Regions from separate parts of the Homo sapiens genome. Here region 1 is linked to region 2. The links are chromatin loops, found by intact Hi-C in ENCODE. Cell type or tissue: B cell. All regions are shown on one strand. Each heading gives the region's core, and the rest is flanking DNA. Links, peaks and the distances in the headings are about the cores only.

Evidence for each region. Peaks named below come from ENCODE experiments on the same cell type or tissue, not always from the same donor. Only the 100,000 strongest peaks of a DNase experiment are listed, where the experiment ranks them.
Region 1: it touches region 2 in a loop (7-fold over the local background); 1 of 110 quality-filtered maps calls a loop at or near these places.

What each region holds. Positions count from the first base shown.
Region 1 is chr6:62,359,709-62,372,837 of GRCh38, forward strand. No RefSeq gene overlaps it. Among named protein-coding and RNA genes, the nearest start is that of KHDRBS2, 80 kb to the left of the region's middle. In B cell, for the core only: no CTCF peak of the experiment used is centred there; a DNase peak (open chromatin) is centred at 8,103; H3K4me3 peaks cover 860 bases; H3K27ac peaks cover 891 bases.
Region 2 is chr6:62,296,800-62,309,928 of GRCh38, forward strand. No RefSeq gene overlaps it. Among named protein-coding and RNA genes, the nearest start is that of KHDRBS2, 17 kb to the left of the region's middle. In B cell, for the core only: no CTCF peak of the experiment used is centred there; a DNase peak (open chromatin) is centred at 2,162; H3K4me3 peaks cover 2,101 bases; H3K27ac peaks cover 2,087 bases.

The DNA.
Region 1 (13,129 bases), core at 5,747-9,746, 68 kb after region 2:
CTTTAATGTTATTCCGTTAATATTACCATCTTAATTTATCATAGAATAAAACCTCTAAACATCAGAAAAGCTGAAATAATCAAATATGAACTATAGCAAACTCTGAAATAAGAGTGCTCACTATAAGCAATGAAGAAATGAGGAAGTAATAAGAGGGCATAGTACCTATGAATGAAAAAAAGAATTAAACACAGAACTAAAGTCAACATGTATGCCAGGTGGACCTCTCTAGAAGTATCAAAACTGCGGAAGAAAAAAAAGGAGCTTAAATATCTAGTAGGTCCTCATTAAATGATGCTCAACATTACTAATCACTAAGGAAATGCAAATAAAGAGAGTGAGATACCACTTCATACCCATTAGGATGACTAGTATCAAGTCAGAAAATAACACATATTGGCAAGGAGTGTCAATATATTGGAACTCTTGTGCACAACTGATGATAATATAAAATGGTGCAGCCACTGTGGAAAACAGTATTTCAGTTTCATAAAATATTGAAAACAGAATTACTATATTATCCAGAAATTCCACTTCTGGATATATACTCAAAAGAATTGAAAATAGAGTATTGAAGAGACATCTGCATTTCAGCATTTATACCAGCATTATTCACAATAGCTAAAAGGTAGAAGATACCCAAATATTCATCAATGGATAAATAAATAAGAAGAATGTACTATGTACATACTGTGCAATGGAATATTATTCAACCTTAAAAGAGATGGAAATTTTGACACATGCTACAATATGGATGGACCTTGAGGACACAATGCTAAGTGAAATAAGCCAGTCACAAAAAAACCCCGCAAATACTGTATGATTCCATTTACATAAGGTATCTAGAGTAGTCAAATTCATAGAGATAGAAAGTAAAACAAGGACTACCTGGGGCTGAGGGAAGGAAGGAATGGGGAGTCGTTTAATGGCTATAGGGTTTTAGTGTCATAAGATGAAAAGAGTTCTTGAGATGAATGGTGGTGATGTTTTTGCAACAATAATAATGTACTTGATGCCATTGAATGGTACACTTAAAAAGGGTTAAAATGTAAATTGTATATTTATTTTATCACAATAAACAAAATTGAAAAAAAATAGTGGGCCTTAAGCAAAGGAAGCAGAAATTGTCAGCCACAAAACACTTCCTGCTATATCAAATTATTCCTTATGAGTCTATTTTTTGGTTACTAATCTGACAAAACAACCAGAGCAATTAGTATGTACAGACTCAGGCCTAACTTGTCAATAAAAACTAGATTATACTTTATTTTCCTATAAAATGAAAAATTGATACATTACAAGATGATTTTTATCTTGATAGATTTTTCCCTTTTTTTAAGGAAACAGGCAAAATGGTAATATTAATGCTAAACAGACATTACTTAAAGTTATAAACAACTTTCTGTAACTCCTTTTATGACCAATTATAGTTACATTTGTAGAAATTTTTTAATGAGTGTCATAGCTAATAATTGTAGTCCCCCTCATCTGATCTGGTATTTTTTTTTTCCTTGAGCTCCACTGAAATATAGTTGTGAGAGAGTATTAAGACACATATGCATGCACTTCTGGAAAAAAAAAAGTGGCTATTATATGCAAAGACAGAAAACTGGAGCTACTCCTATTCCTTTCCAGGAACATTATATGTTATCTGATGGCTCATCACTTCTGAAAAACCCAGGGGTAAAAGCACCAGACAGTTTAAAAGATCTCTGGTATATTCTCCAGACACCAAAAGGATTTATTACATGCAAATTTCCATTAGTGCTAATGGGAGTTATTATAAGTGATTCATACTTTACATATATAAACTAAAAGGTCTTTTCTATTTTGCTCACATTGAATGAATCTTTTGATTTACAAAATTATAGAAAAGGTGAGGAATAAGCATCAATATTTTAAATATTTAAAAAGTAACTATGGGTGAAATAGTGCTCTTTATAGTCAAATAATTTCAAATGTTAATTTTTAAATTCCCAATAGTATGGCCTTAGCATTGCTTTCTCACTCCTCCTAGTGTGTAGTTAGGTAGTGCAGACCAATATTAATATTAGATTGATATACTGCTGTTATTAGTCATATAATACATGACAAAGCCAAATAAAAAGAAGGTTTTCTTGGTACCTTAACTTTGAGTATAATTGAAAGCAAATTATCCTATCTTACAATCACACCATTATTTATTGGGAAACTTCAAGGTACTGAACTATATTATCTAGGATAAAAGCTTTGATGTCTTATTGGAGAAGCATATGATTTGGTAGAAAAATATGTTAGTTGAAATATGAATGCAAGTTTCCTTTGCTTCTATCCCCAATATTGTCATAATCCTAAGGCCTTGCTTCTTTGAATTAGATAAGGCATTATGCATGATCCGCTCCAGGAAGAAATGATGCAAGAGAATACAGAACAGAAAAAGTTATTTCTTCTATTTCTGAATTTCAAAAGCCTAGAATTCCAAGGAATCATATAAAGGGCTCATAAGCAGGGTCAGGTGGTATTGAAAAATGATGATGTATCAAAACAAGATTTTCCACTCCTGAGACTAGATAACAGGCTCCGGGGGCAGGAAAAATGAAGGCAACTGAGGAGAGTTAAATAATCACCTGTCACTGAGCACAGGGTTATTACTCTGTCAGGTCTCTGTCAAGGATTGAGTGAATATAAGGAGAATACTCACTTAGGTTTAGAAATTAGACAATGGATGGAATCTGCACCTACTTTCCCTATAGAGTCTGGGTAGCCTGGCAGGTCTCCAGAACAGAAATATTGGCAGGTGTACCTAGAAAAGTAAGAATTAGCTCATGGGATCTCCTTGGCTCAATATGATGCAATTTTAGAATGTTCTCTGAGTTTCTAAAAGGAGGTCCAAAAGTATTCAAGAGATAATACATTAAAGGAAAGCTGAAATAGCAATGGATTGAACTGACTTAAAGCCAAAGATTAAGTAAAAAATAAAATTCATCAAAGGGTGTCCAGAAAAGTAGAAGTGACAGAATTTGACAGGAAGAGGCAGATTACACCACCTCAAAGTCTTGAAGCCCCCAAAAGCCCTGTAGTGTTTATGTTGCAACTAAGAGGTAAGGAGAGGACAATTAAAACTTAGCCCAAATTAAGTTTCCTCCTAATGCTGAGTGAGAGACCCCTAAACTGATAGTGAGTTGTGTTATAGAAAAGTGAAGCTATACATCTCTGCTATCTGAGAAGTCTATCTGCTTCCTATTCATACTACAAAGCAAAACATGATCACTCCATAGTAGGAGTAAAAAATAAGCCTTATGGGAATTTGGAACCATTATACAAGAAGTGTGTAGAGAAATATAAATATTTCCACTTTAACTATTTATGGCATTATTATAACAAAGCAAAGCAACACAAAACAAAAATTTACAAATGTTTTTGATGTGCCAGAAACTGTGCTAAACATTGTAGTTGAAATACAAATAAAGTTTTTCTTCCAAAAGAGCTCAAAATCTACCAATAGAGATAAATATATTATTAGCTCTGGTGCCTTTAAATATACCTTTTAAAATAGGTTGTTGTGGATAGAATACAATTCTCATTATTGGCTATCTCTACAGAATCTGAATAATTACTAGATGGAGATTTTAGAGGATATTCTTGCATGCTGCGGAAGTTTGGACAAGTGACCACTAAGATTCCTCTTTATGATGATATTCTGTGGTTTTATGGTGATAGAATCCTGAAAAATAAGGTTGAAATGCTAGACAATTTATTGCATGTAGATTTATGTTTAAAGCCAGTTAAACCACAAATTATTTGGATTATGCTTACTGATTTTGAAGACTCATTCCCAGCCTTTTTTTTTTTAATTTTTCTTTTCCAATATACATTGGGCTATATTATTCTATTTTTAGTAGTGTTAGCTCATAGAATGAAACTCATTCCCATTTACATTATGTCAATAAATATTTCAATCCCAGAAATAAACAAATCTCTAGAAATTTTGCTCATATAATGGCCTAATGCCAAGTTTATAGTTTTGTTGAGGAGCTTACACATGGCCTTTGTCTAGGTGCAAATAAGCAAAAAAGCTTTTCAGAAAACCAATCATTTTCACAGACTGCAACTTCCAAAATTAATAAAAAATTTTAAGTAATGGTTCAAAATGTATACCGATCTTGATCACATATGCAAAGATGAGTAAAATCAATTTAGCATTAAAGGTACAGGCTGCAGTTTCAGATTAGTAGCTGGCGTAGCAGGCAGACATGGTTTTCTGCAAATTTTCTGCTCTGAGATGAGCATTTGTGATTCAACTATATGGCTTTGAAAGATTTTCATAAAAATTCAAAAAGGAAACTTTATAGAAAAAATAATACATGTTCAATCAAAAAAGCAATACATGGTTTTAAGTTAGATTAAAATGTCTGGTAAGGATTGAAATATACTCTTGTTTTTGGCTTGAATATACAAGATATACCTACATGTTTCATAAATATTGATATTTGCATCATGATGGTGTCTGAGCCAAAGTTCTTATAGAAATAATCTGATGCAATTCAATAAATATTTCAGAGAACTTTGTATTTTTATATATTCTGCTGGGCATGTAAAGGTAAATGACAGAGTGCCTGTCATTAAAGAGTTAATGGTTGAACATGAAGTAGAATACTGACATAATCATATAACACACATACACACTCACATTGTGTGAGTGTGTGTGTATGTATAAGACAAAGCACAGAAATTATGAGTAATAAAGTGAAGTGAAAACCTTAAAAATAAATAAAAGGGAGGTCGGGGGTCAAGTGAGATAGCCTGAATGAAGCTCTTTCATTGGATATACATGACAATTCTACCCTCCTTGTAACTTTCTTTTGTCATTTTTTTAGTAGCCGTGTATCTCATCAGCTATTCCTTTTAGATCCCTTTCTTCGATGTGTTATTAATATCTCTACACACAATCTAAATGTTGGAGAACCTTAGGAATGAATACTGGTGCTTCTTTCTTTACCTCCTATCCTTGGTTTTAAGTTCCATCCATATTCTGACGACTACTTGAATTTTACCCCCACACTATTCCTCCCCCGTTAGGCTGGTATATTCTACTGTCTATAATATTTGGCATCTTCACATGATTTTGTTTCTACTATCTCAAGTATATTCAAATATTAATTAGAAACTTCTTCCCCAATCAGCAAACCCGTTTTCACCACGTTTCCCCATGTCAGTGGATGATGCCAGTGTTCACCATGACTTCAAACCCAAAACTGCGGGAGTAATCATTGAACTCTTTTTACCTCCCATCCTTCAAAACCAAAGCAACATCAAACCATATTGTCTTCCCAAAATATCATATCAACTCAGTTCACTCTATTTCCATTTCTATTATTAGACTGCAAGCCCAAAGCAGGCCAATATATTGATTTCGATTCACAAAAATCAATCTACTTATAGCCAACATGTTAAAATTCAATTGAAGTATTTCTTTAAGAAAATCAAATAACTATTACCAAAATAAATTTGTTAAGTAATCAGTTCACTCACTGGCCAGTTTACTAAATTTCCAAATGATTAATTTACCAAAACTTTGTTTTTCTAAATAAACAAATTTGCTTAAAATCAATTATTTAAAAGCCAAATAATCAAATTACCAAAAATTACCAAAAATGCAAATTCACTCAAACTTTTTTTTTTTTTTTTTTTGAGATGGAGTCTCACTCTGCCGCCCAGGCTGGAGTGCAATGATGCGATCTCAGCTTACCGCAACCTCCGCCTCCTGGGTTCAAGCAGTTCCCTGCCTCAGTCTCTCAAGTAGCTGTGTTTACAGGTGCCTGTCACCACGCCCAACTAATTTTTGTATTCTTAGTAGAGACGGGGTTTCACCGTATTATCCAGGCTGGTCTTGAACTCCAGACCTCGGGATCCATCCACCTCGGCCTCCCAAAGTGCTGGAATTACAGGCTCAAACATTTTTATATTAAATATTTATATAGTTTCTAGCATATTGTTTTACATACATGGTTTCTAGAGGATTTTTGAATTGTAAGATGAGTTGATTCATAATAGTTTTGAGACTGCTGAATTTTACTTACTCCAGTTGTTTGTACTGAATTTGTTGTACTAGTTTACTCAAATGTCTACTTTAAGAGGGGTTCACATTTCAGACTTCAAGAAATCCTCAAATATTCAGCTAATTGAGCTCACAAATGATTATATGACTGAAAATTTATTGAAAAACAGAAACTTATTCTTTCACTTTAAAATCCCAATATTGAATATATGCCACATAACTGTCATTAAAAATGCAGAAGTTATTCTTATTCTCAAATCAGGGAATAGTAGAACAACCAGGCATACACTAAATTTTGGCTTGCTAGAGTAAAATGGATCATAATAAATAAAAATAAACTGGATATAAAAATAGACAAATAAAAACAAATTGACTAAAACATCTCAGAAATTTTTAAAATTAAAATCATTCATATCAAAATATCTCTAAACTTCATGAATACATAACATTTTCTAGTAAATTGATAAATTTGACAAATTAATCATTCAGTATATTTATGAGTTATTTTTTAAGGATTTGGTCATTTTATAATTGATATATGTTTTCCCTTGGGCAAATTGAAATTAAATGATTCATTCACTGTATCTTCTTTGGAGTATTACAATTCTTCCTAACTAGTTTCCATTCTTATTTTGTTCTTGGGCATTCTAACAATTCTATCTCTACCAAGCTGTCAGAAATATCATTTTTAAATTCTATGATGACCATGTTGCTACTCATTTAGAGTCTATTCATGGAGCCCCAATTTACAAAGTAAAATCTAAACTTCTTACCAGAAGCCTTCAGGTATTTTGGTGATTTCACCCCAACTATATCATCAACTTCATCTCATGCCACTCTCCTCTTTTTTACCATCACGTAGTCACCTGGCTTTTAGTCCCACTCCAGAACAAAATTAAATATTTTTGTCTAAGGTCGTGGCATTGTTCTCTGCACCTGAAATGTTCTTTTTCTGGTTCTTCCCTTAGTTGGCCCCTTTTAGTCTAAAATATCACTCCCTTAGATAATCATTGCCATTTATCTATTTAAACTGCCTCTATTATTCTTTACCATAGCAACCTGCTCTTTTCCTTCCAAATTATACTTCCTTCTAGGTTACTTTTATGTATGTATTAGGTGATACATTAATTTTGTATGTAACTCCTTGTAATATAAATTTTATGAGAAAAGCAAACTTGTCTATATAGTTTAATATTGCACTATTGTTGGGTTTAGCACATGGTAGGTGGTCTATATGTATTTATTATTTTACAGAATAAAAGCAATATTATGATATTTGGGACAACAAAAATAATCAGATGGAAATAAGGGAAATTGACTTTTAATATAAAAAATGGATTCTAGAATCTATCATATCAGACCAACATGTTTGATATCAACATAAAAATTCCACAATGGATTATCACATAAATTTGCTAAGATATGCAAAAGTAATATCAGTAGTGATCATCCTTGCTAGAACATATGTAAAATTAAGTTGACTTGCTAAATCCTGATTAGATCTTTAGACCTAGAAAGTGACTGCTGCATAAACAGTGTGTTTTTATTTTAGTCTACACACAGCATAATATAAATAATTTTACATATAAGGTGTAAAAAATAAACACTAATTTATATTATAGGCATTTAGATTCATGGCTACTTGTGCAATCTTCTCAAAAAAAAGAGTATTGATTAATGAAATGTCATTGTAGAGAAACTGCTCTAGTGAAGTATGTCATAGGATTATATTTTGGCTGTTTTTTAATTTTAAAATATCAACAATATTTCTGAAAATGTGTAAAGCAAGCAGATCAATGTTATAAAGCAGTAAGAACTGTTAAATATTGTATGAAAGAATTAGGCTAAAACTATGTGAAAACAGGAGAGAATAATGAGCGAAAAAAAGCAGATAAATTTTGTTAAGAATAAATATAAAAATTTATATTAATGTGTGCAATTAATATAGATATTTGGTGAGGGAAGATTGTTTAGCAGCTCTTTGAGGAGTGGCAGACAGAATGTTTCAGTGGAACTCAAGCTTAACCGGAAGCCACATTATTATGTTTGCAATGGGGAAAGGGGAAGTTAGAAAGGTTCTATTAATAGAATATTATTCAGACAAAGAGAGAGCTTAGTCTCATTTCAATATTCAGGAGTCCGACCACTTTAAACATAGTATATCTAATTCGGACGTTTACATTTTAAATATGAGATTAAGACACAAAAGCTTATCCAAAAGGTAAAAATGCTTGGGAATTGTTATTTAAGCTCCAGGTATATAAATTGTAAGCCAGAAAGCAAAGCAGCCATATGATATGAGAAGAAGGTTTAGACAGATAAATTAAAAATTTTTAAGGGGTTAAATGTTTTGATTTTATTATAGTTAAAAAGTAATTTTTAAATGTTAAACAAAGAAATAATATGAACAATAGTTCCACAGGAAATGGTAGTATTATAATGACAAAAGCTGTCATTTATTAAGCATTTAGGTGGCATGTTTTATAGAATGTAGTTTACATGCATTATTTCATGTCACTCATACAGAATATCTTGGAAAAATCGATATTATTTCCCATGTTATGTAATTAGAAGCACAAAATAATTTCATAATGTTTTCCAAAGTTCAGAGTAAGAACGTAGCAGCATTGAAATTTAAGCCTAAATGTGCCGGATTATCTAGTTTGTTTTTAATATGATAGGTTATTTTTTCCAGATTCTTTACATTATTTATATTTTATGTCTTTGTAATGAATATGGATTATTTTGATGAAATGTGTTTAAACTAAAATAATAAAAATTCAAAAAGTATGGAATTGGCAACCTGAAAGTAAAAGCAGAAAATGATTTGCAAATGGAGAGAGAAACATTTCTGAAGACGAAAAGTGTATTTTTCTCTTAAAATGTTTATATTCATTAATCTTCATTTCATGCATTTTTTGAAGTGACTAAGAGAATATTTTTAATATCCAGCATAAAATAAATATTGTCTTATGTTCTCATAGAAAACAGTTTCAACCTTTGATTATTTAATACACGCCATCCTCAGAAACCTGTCGAGGCTCAACCTTTAAATTAACAATTAACATTTGTGTTAATACTTTGAAGTTTATTTATTTTTGTTGGCTAAGCATAGTGGCACATGTCTGTAGTCCCAGCTACTTGGGAGGCTGAAGCAAGAAGATTGCTTGAGCACAGGAGTTTGAGGCTGCAGTGAGCTATGATACCGCCGCTGTATTTCAGCCTGAATTAAAAAAAAAAAAAGTCAAAACTTTTTCCCATTTGATTCTCATACAATGCCTCCTCGTTTTACAGAAAAGAAAACAGAATATCAGAAAATCAGAAAATTTAGAGGCCACAGAGGACACAACTGGTATAACAAAACTACAATTCAGTACTTCTGACTCCAAATTTTGTTTTATTCACCATGTAGACTCAAAATAGCAAAGGCAGGAAAATGCACATAAAATAATACAAAAAGCCGTATGTCATAAAAAGCAGCATTATTGGTAAGTTTTCGACGTCAACATCTTCAATGCTGAGACTTTGAGACTCTTAGAGAGTGCCCTTGTCCAGTTGAACATTCTTAAATGTCATGTGATGACAAATTGAATAACTGTATCGTATTCAAACCCATCTTTATTTTACTTATCTTTTTATTTAACTAGTAATTATATTCTAGGAGGGGAAATAGAACACTAGCCATACCCTCTTGAAATAAATTCTGTATTGTCCTTTTATACAGATTGGTTTTGTTAAGAGTTAAATTGAGCCAATGTGTTACCAAGTTTGTGGCATAAAATTAACTCCATATAGAAAGATGGTTTCAACTTTGAGTTAACATGGTTTTGAGAGGTGAAGCCAGCTGGGCTTCTGGGTTGGGTGGGGACTTGGAGAACTTTTCTGTCTAGCTAAGGGATTGTAAACACACCAATCAGTGCTCTGTGTCTAGCTAAAGGTTTGTAAACGCACCAATTGGCACTCTGTAAAAACGCACCAGTCAGCGCTCTGTGTCTAGCTAAAGGTTTGTAAACACACCAATCAGCACTCTGTAAAAATGCACCAATCAGCACACTGTGTCTAGCTAAAGGTTTATAAATGCACCAATCAGCACTCTGTAAAAACGGACCAATCAGCACTCTGTAAAATGGACCAATCAGCAGGATGTGGGCAGGGCCCAATAAGGGAATAAAAGCTGGCCACAGAGCCAGCAGCAGCAACCTGCTTGGGTCCCCTTCCAAGCTGTGGAAGCTTTGTTCTTTGGCTGTTTCCAATGAATCTTGCTGCTGCTCACTCTTTGGGTCCGCACTACCTTTATGAGCTGTAACACTCACCATGAAGGTCTGCAGCTTCACTCCTGAAGCCAGTGAGATCACGAACCCACTGGGAGGAACAAACAACTCCAGACACGTCAACTTTAAGAGCTGTAACACTCACTGCGAAGGTCTGCAGCTTCACTCCTGAAATCAGCTGGACCACGAACCCACCAGAAGAAAGAAATTCCAGACACATCTGAACATCTGAAGGAACAAACTTTGGACACACCGTCTTTAAGAACTGTAACACTCACCGCAAGGGTCCGCAACTTCGTTCTTGAAGTCAGGGAGACCAAGAACCCACGGGAAGGAACCAATTCCGGACACATTTTGGCGACCCAGAGGGGACACAGTTGTACATAACAAATATCATAATAAATTTTTCTTATAACTAATACCCTCGTACCCTCTAGCTATTACAATATAGAGGGTATGAGTCAATAATCCTTGACAATATTAATAACATTTTTCAATATTTTAGGAAAGCTCTTTGCTCTAACAAAAGGATCTAGATGGAACTTCAGATTTATGTTGCTAAAATACATAGTATATTTAGATTTAATTTACATTTTAAGGTAATGGTTAAAAAATTTGCTAGCTTATTTCTTAACTGTTTTTCAACAGGATGAACTATCTAGCACATGGGTTGTACTCTCAAATTACCCATGTTAAATATCTACCATTCTTCTAAGATTTTTTAAATTAACCAGTAATGAAGTTATACTTTCTAGTGATGGCTAAATTAAAGAAAATAGGGATTATAATTTTGTTTCTCCTGATCTAAACTTAGCTTTGTAAATTCAAATGTAGGATACTCCAGGGAATGGCTGAATATAAATTAGAAGTATCTGAGAAAAAGAGAAAATTCTTAGCAGATCATATTTTTGTCATTAACATGAATACATGAATGTACATGTGTAAAGCATGTGAGTATATAACATCATATAATATTTAATTAGCTCATACAGATTAATCGTGCCACGTTTTGTCCTGAACTAATTTGACCTATGTTCTCGTTTTGTTTTTCCCTTTATTGTCTTCTATTGACAAGAGTATTACGTAAAAATTAACTTTGAGTAGAAAACAAATAACTAATCAAAAACAAATTAAATTATTTGATTCAAAACTCATAATAAGATTCACCTCTTTGTTTTTGATTCAGTACTTCTGTTTCAAAGTATATTACTTTAATAAATGTTTAGTAATTATTATGCAATGGTGTTTATAATGATAATGAGTCTAAAGTCCACTAAGGTGAGAGACAGCATCATAGCATAAAACATAAGATCTTTATTGGAGACAGAAAAAGAAAACCTGATTATTGAATTTTACTATTTTGGCTAAATATCATTAAACAGCATGCTTTCCAGGAAATAGAGAACAAAATAAAGAAAGGCAGCATGTTCCCAGGGGGACTAGCTAACAAAATATGACACTAACAGAGCAAAATGCTCTTAGCCAAGCTAATAGCTCACAGAATGGTGTTAGTATGCAATTTATAATTTGACTGTGAGGCCTAGATTTTCACAGATGCCACTCTAAATGTCAGTACTTTCACCACGTCACAATGAACAAAAGGTAAGCCATTAGATGAAACCAACAGCTGTGTCACTATTGAAACACATCTTAAGTAAATAATATATTGCAGATTTATGATGACATTGAAACAGATTCAGGGATGATGCCATTTGTTCAACTTAATTGCTCAGTAGAGATATTACACGTTTTGGGTCCACCATTAACAAGACAAACCCCCATAAATCCTGTGCCAACCAAATCGTTGGGACACATTCAGTTACAATGAAGTCAAATAAACTCAACCTAAAATTGAATTACAAAGCGTTGTTGAATAACTGCTTTATGCAAAACTGAGAACAACCAAAATCAGGGTAGAAACAAGAAATTCTATGAGGACATGCCTAAGCATAATTTTGAGCAACAGGGCATAGCCAATGACTGAGAAACCATAGCAACAGGAAGAACAAGTTGGCATGTTAGTAATCTGAGATAGGATGATTCTTACAAAGGGAGGAAGCTGAGCTGTAAGCAGAATCAAGAGTGTAAACATAAAACAAGCATGCTTCCTCACCTACAGATAGGAATGCAGCTAATAGATGTCAGTAAAAAGAGCACCATCATTAAATCCTGGAGCCCATACCTTTAGAATACATGTATCAGGACTATTTTATAAGGAAATAATTTTGACAATTCAGTAATTTAGCCCCCTTGGATGCCATTTGAGAAAAAATTATACTTATGTCAAAAATAATAAAGGATACTATAAAAAGGATTTAACATACACTAAGTTAAATGCCAAAGCATGTTATTTGGCAATCCAAATTTGGAAATTGATGATGTACAAAAATCCTAAAAGTGACAGCTTTGTCATACACTGGAACAAGAAAATTCAACATATTTGAACAAGTCCTGTTTGGCAAAAATGGAAAATTTCATTTCCTCAAGGTAAATTGTGAGACGATGAGGAACATGTAAGTATGTAGAAATTGAAACAATAGGATTATTTTTATATTTCTACAAAGGAAAATACTTTCTTCTTTTTCATGTCTACTATAAGTTGTTTAATCTGCAGTATAATGTAAAAAGAACCAGTGAGGTATTCTCTGTATTTCTTCCCATTTTTACGGTCCTGAATATTTATAAAGCTGGACTACACATTTTCCTGCATGAATTAGCTGTAAATCTCAAGTCATATTTTAGCCAAGTAAATACATCTTCAAGGAAAGACCTTTAAGGAAAGGAAAAATGGGATTTTAAAGCCAAATTTTAAGTACAACTT
Region 2 (13,129 bases), core at 574-4,573:
GAATTTCCCCAGCACTTCTGGGAAATGCAAACAGTTCTTATATTACCTGTAGTCCATGTTACTTTAAAGGCCATCTCTTTGTGGATATCTATCTTCAAAATAAAACATGTTATCCTCTTCCTAAGACTTGTTGTTAAGTACTAGTATTAGTCACATACCACAAAAGCTATACTTTACAAGAAGAATTTCAAAATGTACAATATAAAATCAAAATATATATTTTCGTGGCTTGCAGTTTATTGTTTTAACTAAATTTAACTCTTTTGGGATAAAATCGAATTATAGAAGCAGAAACTTTCTCTGCTTGCCAGGGATTTGTAGATACTAAATCAAAGATTATGAATTTCTCATTAAATGTATCTGAAAACATATAAAATGTATTACATCTCACAGTAGTCACTGTGATTTCCTTGAATGTTAACAAAAGCAAGGCAGTGATTACACACAAATCAGTCAATAATTTTTTTCAGATGTCAAAGCAACCAAAATGGTCTCAAGAATAGTGAAGAGAAGCCACAAACATATTTTTACTATGCTCCATGTAAGCACACATTTCCCATGATCTGGATTATTTCACCAGATGTATTATGTATTTAAGACTTTTCTAAGTGAATGAAACTTTTTTAAGTGAAAGAAAAATGTTATGAGATAATTCACTAACCAGTTTGCTGTTTTTTTTTTTTAATGGGTACCCATATTAGTTTTCTGTTGCTGCTGTGACAGATTACCACAAATTTAGCAGCTTAAAACAATAAAACATTGTTATTTTTCAGTTCTGTAAGTCAGAAGTTTTAAATGGAAATCCTTGAGTTAAAGTCAATGTGTTGTCAGAGCTGTATTTTGTTCCTGTAATGTGAGATCTGCCTTTTCAGCTTTTGGAGGCTGTCTGCATTCCTTGGCTCATGGTCCCCTTTCTTCACCTTCAAAGCCAGACACAGTGGGTTATGCCTTTTCCACATTGCATCACACTGACTTCCTCTTTGGCCTCCTTTCATTTCAGAGGCATTTGTGATTTAATTGGGGTCATCTATATAATCCAGAATAATCTCTTTATTTTAAGGTCAGAGGATTAACAATCTAAACTCTATCTGTGACTCCAGTAACCTGAATAATGCCCCAGTGTCCACATTCTAATACACAGAATTTGTGAATAAGTTACTTTAAATGGTAAAAGGGATTTTGCAGAAACCATTAGGTAAAGGACCTTAGAAACAAAAAATCTTTCAAGATTATAGAGGTGAGGGTCTAATGTCATCATAAGGGTCATATAAAATAGAAGCAGGAGGATCAAGGAGAGAAAGAGAGAGAGCAGTGGTGGTGGGGGAGAGAGATTGATTTGAAGGTGTTATTCTGATTGTTTTGAAGGAGAAAGGGACCACCAGCCAAAAAAAATGTATGTAACCCCCAGAAATTAAAAATGGAAAGGAAACAAACTTTCCCCTAGATAATTCAGAAGGGACACAGCTCTGCCAACCCCTTTTACCTTCTGACCTCAAGAACTATAAAATAATACAATAGTAATGTTTTGAGCTACTAAGTGTGTGGTAATCTCTTACAGTAGCCAGAAGAAACTCACAAATACAATGTCTCCATGTTTACAGGTTCCTAGCATTAGGATGTGGATATCTTTGAGGAGGCCATTATTCTGCCTACCACAACATCCATATTTTTAGGTAAATGAGTTCCTAAGTATGCATGCTTGTTATTGTATTTGTCAATGAAGAATCATCTTCTACTTAGGTGAAAATAATTTTCATATATAATGATGACCACTGCATCATTTGCCAGTGGCAGGGTAATGGCTTTCAAATGCTCTTTTCCTTTTTAAAAATTTTCTGATAAGTTCTACATAAAAAGAAAAATTATTTCTACACAGCAGCCAAATGGAAATGTGACTGAGCTCAAAATATATAATATTCTCCCATGAATACTAATACATGCTTTTATTAAAAATAAAATATAGCTCAGCTAAAAGTATTGGCAGTACACTGTTTCACAAATGTTTATGAAGCTTTCTTTGGCATAAGTTTTAAAAAGGTACTAAAGTTTCTAAGATGGCCTGTGGAAAGTAAAATGAAGGGAAATTTATATTTCCTACAAAGCCAACCAAAAGAAGAAGTGAAACAAAGCCAACCAAAAGAAGAAGTGAAACCAAATCAAAAAAAAAAAAAAAGAGAGAGAGAAAGAAAAATCCAAATGACACACGAACATAGTATAACAGAAGAAAATATTTAAATAAAACTAATTAAAGTACAGATTGCAAGGCTAAGAGCATTGAGAATAGTCTTATGCTAGTCAAGATAAATATTGCTTTAATTTTTTTATATTCATTACTGAAAGTAAAACTGCCATTCGGAGAAAGGCAAAACAAGATACTACTATTGACAGTTGAACACAAACCAAGTTTAAGAGAGATGTTTAAGATTGAAAAACTTTCATAAGGTAGTCAGGAACATTTAATCCAACTGGATTGATTTTTAGAGGAAATAAATGATCGTGTATGTAATAGAACACTTTCATACTCATTACCACACAGGCAAAAGGCCTTTTAAAGTAATTTTACTTTCTTACATACAATTATAGCAGCAGACAATTGTAATTCAAATACACAAATTTAATTCCTATATTTTTGTGCTTGTATTTGCAGAGAGACCTGTTAGCCTTTACTCACATACCTTATTCTAAAATGCATTCAAGCCATTTTCTTAGGAGGCATTGTCTAAATATGATTTAAAACTCTTCATTCACCCTGTTCCATTTTCACTTGGAGAGTTGAATCCAGTGGGTATTGATTTTATAATATTATTTTGAAACAGCAAAACAGAACTGAAAAATCAGTGCTGATTGTTTTTCCATTTAAGATCAAATTATTCACTCAATGAATGTTTGTTGAATTAGATGTATCTTTTTCTGAACTATAACTGTGAGGCAAAGAACATGGAAAGTGTCCAAAAGGCATGTGAAAGCCAAACAATCAGTCTATAAAAGATAACAACATACCTGGGTTTTCAAATAAATTTCTATTTTCTATTTTCCTTTATTTATTTCCATTTTTTCCTCCCTCCCTTACTTCCTTTCTTTTCTTTTTTTTCTTTTTTTTTTTCTAATACCAGGCTTTGCACACTGAGAAAAAAGAAACACAGTCCTCTCACAGACCTTTTTTTAGACTAGAGAGTGAGATAGACTGAAATCAAACAAGAAAATGGACAATGATTTTTATGAAGAATAAAAATGGGCCCCCTGAGCAAGAGAAACAGATCGTTGATGAGAGGTAGCAATTTTGATTGGGTTATCTGGGAAATCTATCTGAAAAAGCTGCATTAGAGCAAAACCTGAAAGACAAGTAGTTATCCAGCGGCGGAGGGAGGTGGGAGATGGAGTTGGAACCTCCTAGGCAGAAAACATAGTGTGTGCTAAGATCATAAAGAGGGAGAAACCTTAGTATACACTTAGATGACTGAAGTGTAATAGGAGCATATTGAATCATAATTTAGAGAGGTAGACAAGAAGCAGATAAAAACAGAAGCCCAGTTCTTAGTGAGTCACACTGACCTAGAAGCATTTTACAGGCTCCCTTGCAGCTAATTGAAACATGACTAATTTCTGGCCAATATACTGAAAATTGAAGTGTCATATGTACTTATAGGTGGTCTCTTTAATGGGAGGAGCAGAGTCTTCTGCTCTACTTCCTCCATACTGCTGCTTGTGATAGCTGGAGTTCTATCAGTCTTCATAGACTATAACATAGGCTTGGGAATCACACCTACCTAGTGAGCTCTAGCTTAATTCTTTCTGACAGCTTCATAGAACTACCATACCAGTTCTGGATTACTTAACTTTTCATTTATTTTATGTTAGAGAGAAAACAACTAACTTTTAAAGTAATAGTTATTTTGGATGTTTCTATGATTGCAGGTAATACTTAATTCAGGAGACTAATGTAGTAGCTCAAATGAAAGGTGGCAATGGCTTGTGCTATAATAATAGTGGGTAAAAGGAGAAGAGGACAAATTAAAGATATATTTTGGAGGTAGAGCACAAAGGACTTAAACAAAAGATTGGGTATAGAAGAGTGAGGGAAATAAAAATATCAAAAATTAATCCAAGATATGTGGCTTGAGCAATCATTTTGTAGATGGTGCTATCACGAGTAAATAGGGAAAAATTGAAAAGGCACCAATTTGAGGCAAAATAAAGACTTCATTTGTGATATATATTAAAAATACCAAATTCTTCATATTTGTTTTAAATATGTGCTAAGTCCATCAGGCAAAACTGAATACATCTGCAAAATTTCTTATAACATTCATAGTTAATTATAATTTTACCGGAAGACCTGTAGCCAGCTTAGGAAGTCTCGCTGAACTTAGTTTATTTTTCCTTTATGTTACTCAGAAGTAGATTTGGTTGCTGTTTGCTTTATGTTACTCATAAGCAGATTAAGTTGCTGTGCAAACATGCAATTTACTCTTTTTTGGTTGCTATGTATTCCAGAGCAAAAAACAAAAACAACAACAACAACAAAAACCAACCGCCACCACCTAGATTTAGGCCAGTAGATTCTCTAATTTTTCTTAAGGGGAATACCAATGTTTTTGAAGGCTTTCTACCATGTTGGTGATTTACAATGTTATTTAATTTGGACCTTAGCAATATGGCTTGCCATCATCATTTTCCAGACTCAAAGAAATTAAGTAACATAGCTAGAAAAATGCAGAACAAGAATTCAAAGCTAGGTCTGCCAAATCCCAAGGCCTGTTTTGCTACTACTAAAAATTTCTTCTTTCTTGTATGTTCATCCTGTAAATAAAGCCATAAAAATTCCAAGATATCTTGTTATCATCATGAAAACTACTTTTGAAAATATATTTACATATTTATCCACACATATTCATGTATATACACTCTAAATATTTTCCAATAACAATAATATATAAAGAGTTGAACTAGAGTAGAACTTTTTGTGAGCAAACCTGTATCTCTGGGTAGCCTCTGGCATTGATTAAATTGAAGTTTAAAAAATTATAATTCAGTTCCATCTTCAGACAGTCCATTATCAAAGCATAATGCCTTTTAAATGAGTTGAAAAAAAAGCCCATAGGCAGTAAAAAGTAGTAAAATCAAGAATGATCATCTAGTGCATGATATTTAAATGAGAAGTGAAGGGAGTAAATTAAAGGACACTGCCAATTCTAGCCAGGGAAATTACAGTGCATCCAGTAGGGAAAAGGCTGGAATGCATTTTCATAGAAAATAATAATTTAGCTATATAGAGAGTTCTTTTCCCTAGATTCTTTTTTTAATGTCCTACTTTTCTTTAGCATATCATTGCATAATATCTTAAAATTCTACTATTTGACTATCTATACAGAGTAAACCATCATGCAAATTGCTTGTTCTTAGTATTAGATTCAAATGTAAAGACGTTATATTCAAAAACCAAACCATATCATGCTTACAGTCATTAGGTACTCATTATATAAAAGGATTTGTACTAGGTGATGAGTGGATACAAAAGAGAAATGAATAGCTGAATAGCTTCTCGTCTGAAGGAGTTCACATCCCACTGAAATAACATATATGTATACGCAAATAACTGTGTTCAAGTGAAGCCTGTCATTATGTTTATGCTATACTTCTAAGTCAACAAAAACAAGCTTAACTGCTCATGAACTTATTTAGTATATCATTCATTGTTAATGGTTATGTCAAAGAAGTAAACAATAATTTGATCCATACATAAATTGTGCCTTTAGAAGTAACCTTACATTTACAATTAGTTTGCATATTTAAACACTGTGTATTGCCAACCCAGTGATTTTTAACTCCAAGTTAAGTCTTTTAAGCTGACTGTTGAACAATTAGGATGACAGCAATTATTTACACACCACCCCCTCACTCATTTCCTTCCCATTGATGTTTCCTAATGTATTTGGGGTTTTCATAAGGCTATCCACCTCCTACTTCATCTTCTCTTTTGAATCAGGAAGGTACACCCTCTCAGTGATGTACAGATATCTTTTCACCTACAGCTTTCCTTGTTGTGCCCATATAACATAAAAGGTGAGTACCTGGCTGGACTTCCTTCCTGTGGCGTTGAGGAAATATATGTAGCTGGCCAATGGCTCATACCCTGAGGTTGCTACATTTCCTTCTTGAACATAAGTTAGCATCCTTGCCCTCTCCCAAATTTTATCCTTGCCTTGTGCTATCTTAACCCCCAATCTTCCAGGTAAATATTATTTTTTTTTTGTATATTTGACGTTACTTACATTTCTATTTGATGATATTCTCACATGAAAAAATGTGTGGTCCTTGTGGTTCCCCACCCCCGCCTTGGGACAAAACTTTTCTCCATGTTTCCTTTGTTGTTTTTTTTTTTTTAATTTACTTTGATATTTTTTTAAAAAGAAGTATATCTTACTGGAACTTATCATTTTCATCAAATCAGAAATTATATTTATCAATTAGAATAAGTTTCACTGGTATCTTCTAGCATATTTTATTACATTGAGAAATGAAACAATCTTTAGATTATTTTGAATTTTCTTCATACATGTGGTATTACTGCAATAGGACAATTATATTACTTATTTTTTAGTCCTTTTGATTTTTTTTTTTAAGCAGGGGAGACAGTTTTTCTCTGTCACCTAGGCTGAAGTGCAATGGTGCAATCTTAGCTCACTGTAACCTCTGTAACCTCGAATTCCTTAACCGAAGATATCGAAGGGTAGGATCAGCCTCCAAGGTAGCTGAGACTACAGGCATATACCACCACTAATTTTTAAAAATTTTGTGTAGAGATGGGTGTCCAGCTTTGTTGCCTCCACTGATCTTGAACTCCTGGCCTTAATCCTCTTGCCCTGGCCTCCCAAACTGTTGGGATAACAGGAGTGAGCCACTTAACTTGACCTTTAAAATTATCTGTCTTGTTTTCTTTTTTTCCCCCCACTGGTTAGTTTTTCTAGTACATTATTGAATAGAAATGGTGCTGCACTATCTTATTTTTCTCTTCTCAGGAGGAAATGTCTCAATTTTTCATGATTATTTATATTTGTTAGAGTGATTCTGTTGAATGTTTTTTGATTAAAGATACTTCACTCTATCTTTGTTTGCTACAAGTTTTTACCATGAATTGGTGTTTATTATTATCAAATGCTTTTTCTACAGTTTATTTAAAGATCAACTATATATTTTCATTTTAATATTAGTATAGTGAATTAAATTAAATAATTGTCAAATAGTAAAACCTTTTACATTTCTGAAATAAAACCTATTTGGTTGTGACTGGGATTTATTGACCAACAATACTGTGTTTGTCATTTTAAATAGCTATTTTGAAGGACCATCATTTGGCTTTGTTGCTTTTCTCTTTCATATACTTTTTCTATTTAATTAATTTCTATTTTTATTACCATCTATATTTTAATGTTTAGTTTGCAGGTATTTTTTCTAGCATTTGAGATGACAAGTTAGATCAATGGTTTTCAGATTTTTTTTTTTTTTTTTTGAGACTGAGTCTTGCTCTGTCACCCAAGCTGGAGTGCAGTGGCGCGATCTCGGCTCACTGTATCCTCCGCCTCTTGCGTTCAAGCAATTCTCCCGCCTCAGCCTCCTGAGTAGCTGGGATTACAGGCGCCCGCCACCACTCCAGGCTAATTTGTGTGTGTGTGTGTTTTTTTGTTTGTTTTTTGTTTTTTCAGTAGAGATAGGGTTTCACCATGTTGACTAGGCTGGTCTTGAACTCCTGACCTCAGGTGATTTGTCCGCTTCAGCCTCCCAAAGTGCTGGGATTTCAGGCACCTGCCACCTCTCCAGGCTAATTTGTGTGTGTGTGTGTGTGTGTGTGTGTGTGTGTGTGTGTGTGTGTGTGTGTGTTTTGTAGAGAGAGGGTTTCACCATGTTAACTAGGCTGGTCTTGAACTCCTGACCTCAGGTGATTCGTCTGCTTCAGCCTCCCAAAGTGCTGGGATTACAGGTGTGAGCCACTGCACCCGGCCCAGATGTTCTTTTATTGTACTTGCATTTAAGATTACAATTCCCCTCTGATCACGTATGATCTGCATCCTACAAGTTATGTTTTTGTTGTCATTCAGTATAAAATATTTTCTAATTTACCTTTTATTTGTATTTGAATCATATATGATGCATATGAGTATTACTTAATTTCCAGCCTGTTTGGGATGTCCTAGTTATTGACCTTTAATTTAATTCCACTGAGGTCAGAAGGCACACTCTGAATCAATTTAATCATGTGAAATTTGTTTAGGCTTTCTTTATCCCATCACTTATAGTTTTGGTAAAATTCCTTATGCTGTTAGAAAGTTTGTGAATTGTCACTGTTAGCTTCAGTATACAACAGGTATTAATATGTCAAAGTTGTTTAAGTCATTTGTATACTTACTAGTTTTTAAGCAATTTGTTCTATCAGCTCTTGAGAGAGTTATGTTAAAAATTTTCACCGTGATTGTAGACAACTATGTTTATCTTTTTAGTTATGTCCATTTTTGCTCTATATGTTTGAATCTATTTTATTATCTAAATAAAAATTTAGGATTATATCTTCCTGCTCAATTGACTCCTTTATCAAATCCCACATTTTCTTTTGATATTTCTGTTTGAAACAATTTTTCTTAGTTGAAAATTCTGTCAGTATTTCTTTTAATGCAGGTCTTCGATATGTGTTTATTTGACAGCGTATTTACTGCCTTTATTCTTGAAAGGCATTTTCAGTAAACATGGTACTCTACAGTGACAGAATTTTTTCACAGCACTTCATATATGTCATTTCAATGTGTTTACTCTTGTTTTAAGTCAACTTTGTTAAGGTGTAACTTACATATAATAAATTTACCCATTTTGAATGTACAGTTTAATGAATTTTGAGAAACTTACATAAACCCATGTAACCACTACTCCAATCAAGATGTATAATATATCCAACACCACAGAAGTTTCCATTATGGTCCTTCACATTTACTCACTCCCAAGTCCTTGGCTTCAGATACCACAGAAAACATTTCTGTAATCGTAAATTGGTTTTTGTTTTTTCTAAAATTTTGTATAATTAAAATCACACATTACACAATCCATTGTATTTGGCTTCTCTTGGTTAACATATAATTTCTGAGGTTCTTCTGTAATACATGGTAGGATGTATCAGCAATTTTTAAATTTATTACTCTTATTATATTATATCACAAATTGATCATCCATTTATTTGTGTGGACACTTGGATTACCCAGTTTTCTTTTTATTATTTATAAAGCTAGTATGAGATTCATGTACAGGTCTTTGTGTAGATATATATTTTCATTTCTATAGAGAAAATTCTTAGGAATATAATTTCTTCATGTAATCATAAGTAAATATTTAATATTATAAGAAGTGGCAAACTTTCCAAAGGGTATTTTGTTTGTTTGTTTTATAATTCTTACTAGCTAAGTATGAGTGTTCTGGTTACTCCTAACCCCATCAATATTTGATACTATCATTCTTTTTTCATTTAATTCCAATGATTTTTAATTTACTTTAAAAGTCTTCTACCTGTGCATTATATGAAGAATATTGTTTACATTATAAATACTTGAAGATTATCTGGATATTTTTCTGTTAATAATTTCTTATTTAATTTTGTTTTGGTAGAGAACATACTCTGATGTGAATAACCTTAAATTTACTGAGACACATTTTAATTTTCAGTACAAGGCCCATCTCTGTTAATCTTCCATGGATTGTTGTTGGGTAGAATGTGATTATCTATTTATCTATCTATCTATCTATCTATCTATCATTTATCTATGCAACTATCAATTAATCAGAGAAATCTCCAACATACTTAACTGATTTTCTATTTCTTCTATCAATTTTTGATGGAAGTTATTGAATTCAAATTATGATTTTTTTTTTCTATTTATTCTTTCAGTTCTATAAATTTTTCTTCAGGCATGTTGAAGCTCAGTTAAGTGCATGTACCTTTAGGATTTTTATGACCCTCAGATAAGTTGACTCCTTTGTCATTATGAAATGACTGAGGTTACCTCTAATATTCTGGGATATTAGGCAATTATTGCTACTATATATTTCTATGGTTAAGGGGTTCATACTTTATAATTTTCCAGTCTTTCAATTTTACCCTTTACTTTTATGCATATAAAGTTGTTTATTTATTTATTTATTTATTTATTTTGAGACGGAGTCTCTCTCTGTCGCCCAGGCTGGAGTGCAGTGGCGCGATCTCGGCTCACTGCAAGCTCCGCCTCCCGGGTTCACGCCATTCTCCTGCCTCAGCCTCCCGAGTAGCTGGGACTACAGGCGCCCGCCACCTCGCCCTGGTATTTTTTTTTTTTTTTTTTTGTATTTTTAGTAGAGACGGGGCTTCACCGTGTTAGCCAGGATGGTCTCGATCTCCTGACCACGTGATCTGCCCGCCTCAGCCTCCCAAAGTGCTGGGATTACAGGCATGAGCCACCGCGCCCGGCCCTAAAGTTAGTGTACTTATAAACAGCATAAAATTGGGTCATAAGTTTTTAGTCTCTCTGATAATATCTTTAATTGGAATGAGTACACCATTTACATATTTTTAAAACGTATTGATATGTAAGACTTGTACATATTTTGCAGCTACATGTGATATTTCGCTACATGTATAAAATGTGTTACAGTCAAATCAGGGTAATTGGGATCACCAGCTATATTTGGATTTAAATCTACCTTGTTGAACTATCAACTTTTCTATTCGTCCATGTTCTTTTTTTCCCTATTTCCTGCTATTTAATAAAATAATTTGTTAGGTAAGTCTGAAGCATTTTTAAGTCTAGGACTGCTTTTTATCCACTATTTGAGTAAGCCTTCCTGAATATTCTACCTAATATTCTGTAAATTGTGAGTTTTTCTCAGGCTGGTTGGTTGGAACAGGTACTATTCCTGGCTTTCTTGAGTGTTGGGCACTGTTTCCTTTAATCCTTCCAGATGGTTCTTTCTCCCAGCTCTGGATATTTTCCTCACACTCATTAGCTCATCAGCTTTTTCTTAAATAATTGATGGGGACCTTCTGTAGATGTCTGGAATTCTCTCTGTATGCAGCTCTCTTTGTGAACAGTAACTTCCTTGGTATCTCTGTACTGTCACCTCTATCTCCGTATGGGTGCTCCTTATTGTATCTTGGCTTAAAATTTTTCTCGTGACATTCAAAGACATATAGTAATCATAGAGCTTATCTTTTTTTGTTTTCTATTTGTCCAGATTCATTGTCCATTATTAACTTATATCCACTATTTTTTATTGTTTCAGGCAAGAGAGGACATTCAGTACCTGTTTCTTCATCTAGATGGAAAGCTGAAGTCTACAAATGCATTTTAGAATAAAAACTGAACATATTTATTTTAGTCAGTCTCAACAGGAAGTAGATGGCAAAATCAAATGTGAAAAATGTGAAGACTGTTTATATCCAGGGTGGGGGGGAGATATTTACAGAGGTTTAGTGGTTTATAGGGGAAACCAAAAGAAACAGTATAAAACTCCCAGGTTTTTTTTGTTTGTTTGTTTTTGTTTTTGTTTTTTAGCAGAGCTGTTATTAACCGTAGTCTTTTGGGGTGTAGGACCAAAAGTCCTTAATAAAACTCTAAAAAAGAGGGTCAAGGGAGCTCCCTCTAAAGAATTCACAAGCTGAGGTGACTCTGAGGAGGGGGCCAGGCAACAACACTCACCTTACTTGGTTCCTTCTCTATTTTCTTTTACCTATAAGCTAAATCCAAACCAGAAGCCAAAGGACAAGAAGACACCTGCAATAGTTGATAGAGGCCACCTTTCTAGAGCACAGAGCAGGGGGATTTGCAAAGAAAATGGAAGATATCCAACATAATAAGCTCCTCGGCATTCCTCTACCCTCTCAGTTGCACAAACCAGTGACCTGGTAGTATTTGATTCCTTCTTGTTCCTCACCTCCCCACATTCAACTGGCCAACAATTCTGTAGGCTCTACTTCTTAATATGTTACATATTTATCACTTCTTCTCCAACTGTAGTCCTGCCACTGTCTGCTTTTATGTCATTACCATTGTTCCATATACTTTGCTATAACTTCTTAAATGCTTTCTTGGCCTCCCAGGTTTACTCCATCCTCTTCAGTTCATACATTGTTTAAAGATAGTGTGATTTTTTAAAAATTCCATTCTGATCACACTATTTCCCACCTTTGTGTTTTTGAATTGTTCAAAAACTTCTTAACGTGGACTTCAGGACTATCTATTTTCTGGCTTCTACCATTGTTACAACCTTAAAAAAGAGGCAGTCATAAAATACGACCTACACAGCTGGCTGTTTTCAATAAATACCTCTTGATACCTTCTGATTCCCTAGTGTTCAAATGTCATCAATCTTCGTATTGTTAATTCTAGGTTAACTTTTCTACACATCATTGTACTAGCTTACTACATCAACCAAGTAATGCCTCTTTAATGCTCATTAAACTAAGAATTACTTCTGTTAATCTTTATATGATTTCTCTTAAAAGAATCGCTTGAACCCGGGAGGTGGAGGTTGCAGTGAGGTGAGACCACGCCACTGCACTCCAGCCTGGGCAACAAGAATGAAACTTGAGCTAAGGACATGCATAGACAATTCTCAAAAGAAGATACACAAGTGGCCAACAAACATATAAAAAGTGCTCAACATCACTAATGATCAGGGAAATGCAAATCAATACCACAATGCAATACTACTTTACTCCTGTAAGAATGGCCATAATAAAAAAATAATAAAAAATTAAAAAACAGTAGATGTTGGCATGGATGTGGCAATCAGGGAACACTTCTACACTGCTGCTGGGAATGTAAACTACTAGAGCCACTATGGAAAACAGTGTGGAGATTCCTTAAAGAACTAAAAGTAGAACTACCATTTGATCCAGGAATCCCACTACTGGGTATCTACCCAGAGGAAAAGAGGTAATTATTTGAAAAAGATTGTTGCATACCCATGTTTATAGTAGCACAATTCACAACCGCAAAATCATGGAACCAACCCACATGCCCATCAATCAATGAGTGGATGAAGAAACTGTGATATATATATATGAAGGAATTTATATATATATATATGATGGAATATATACATATGATGGAATATA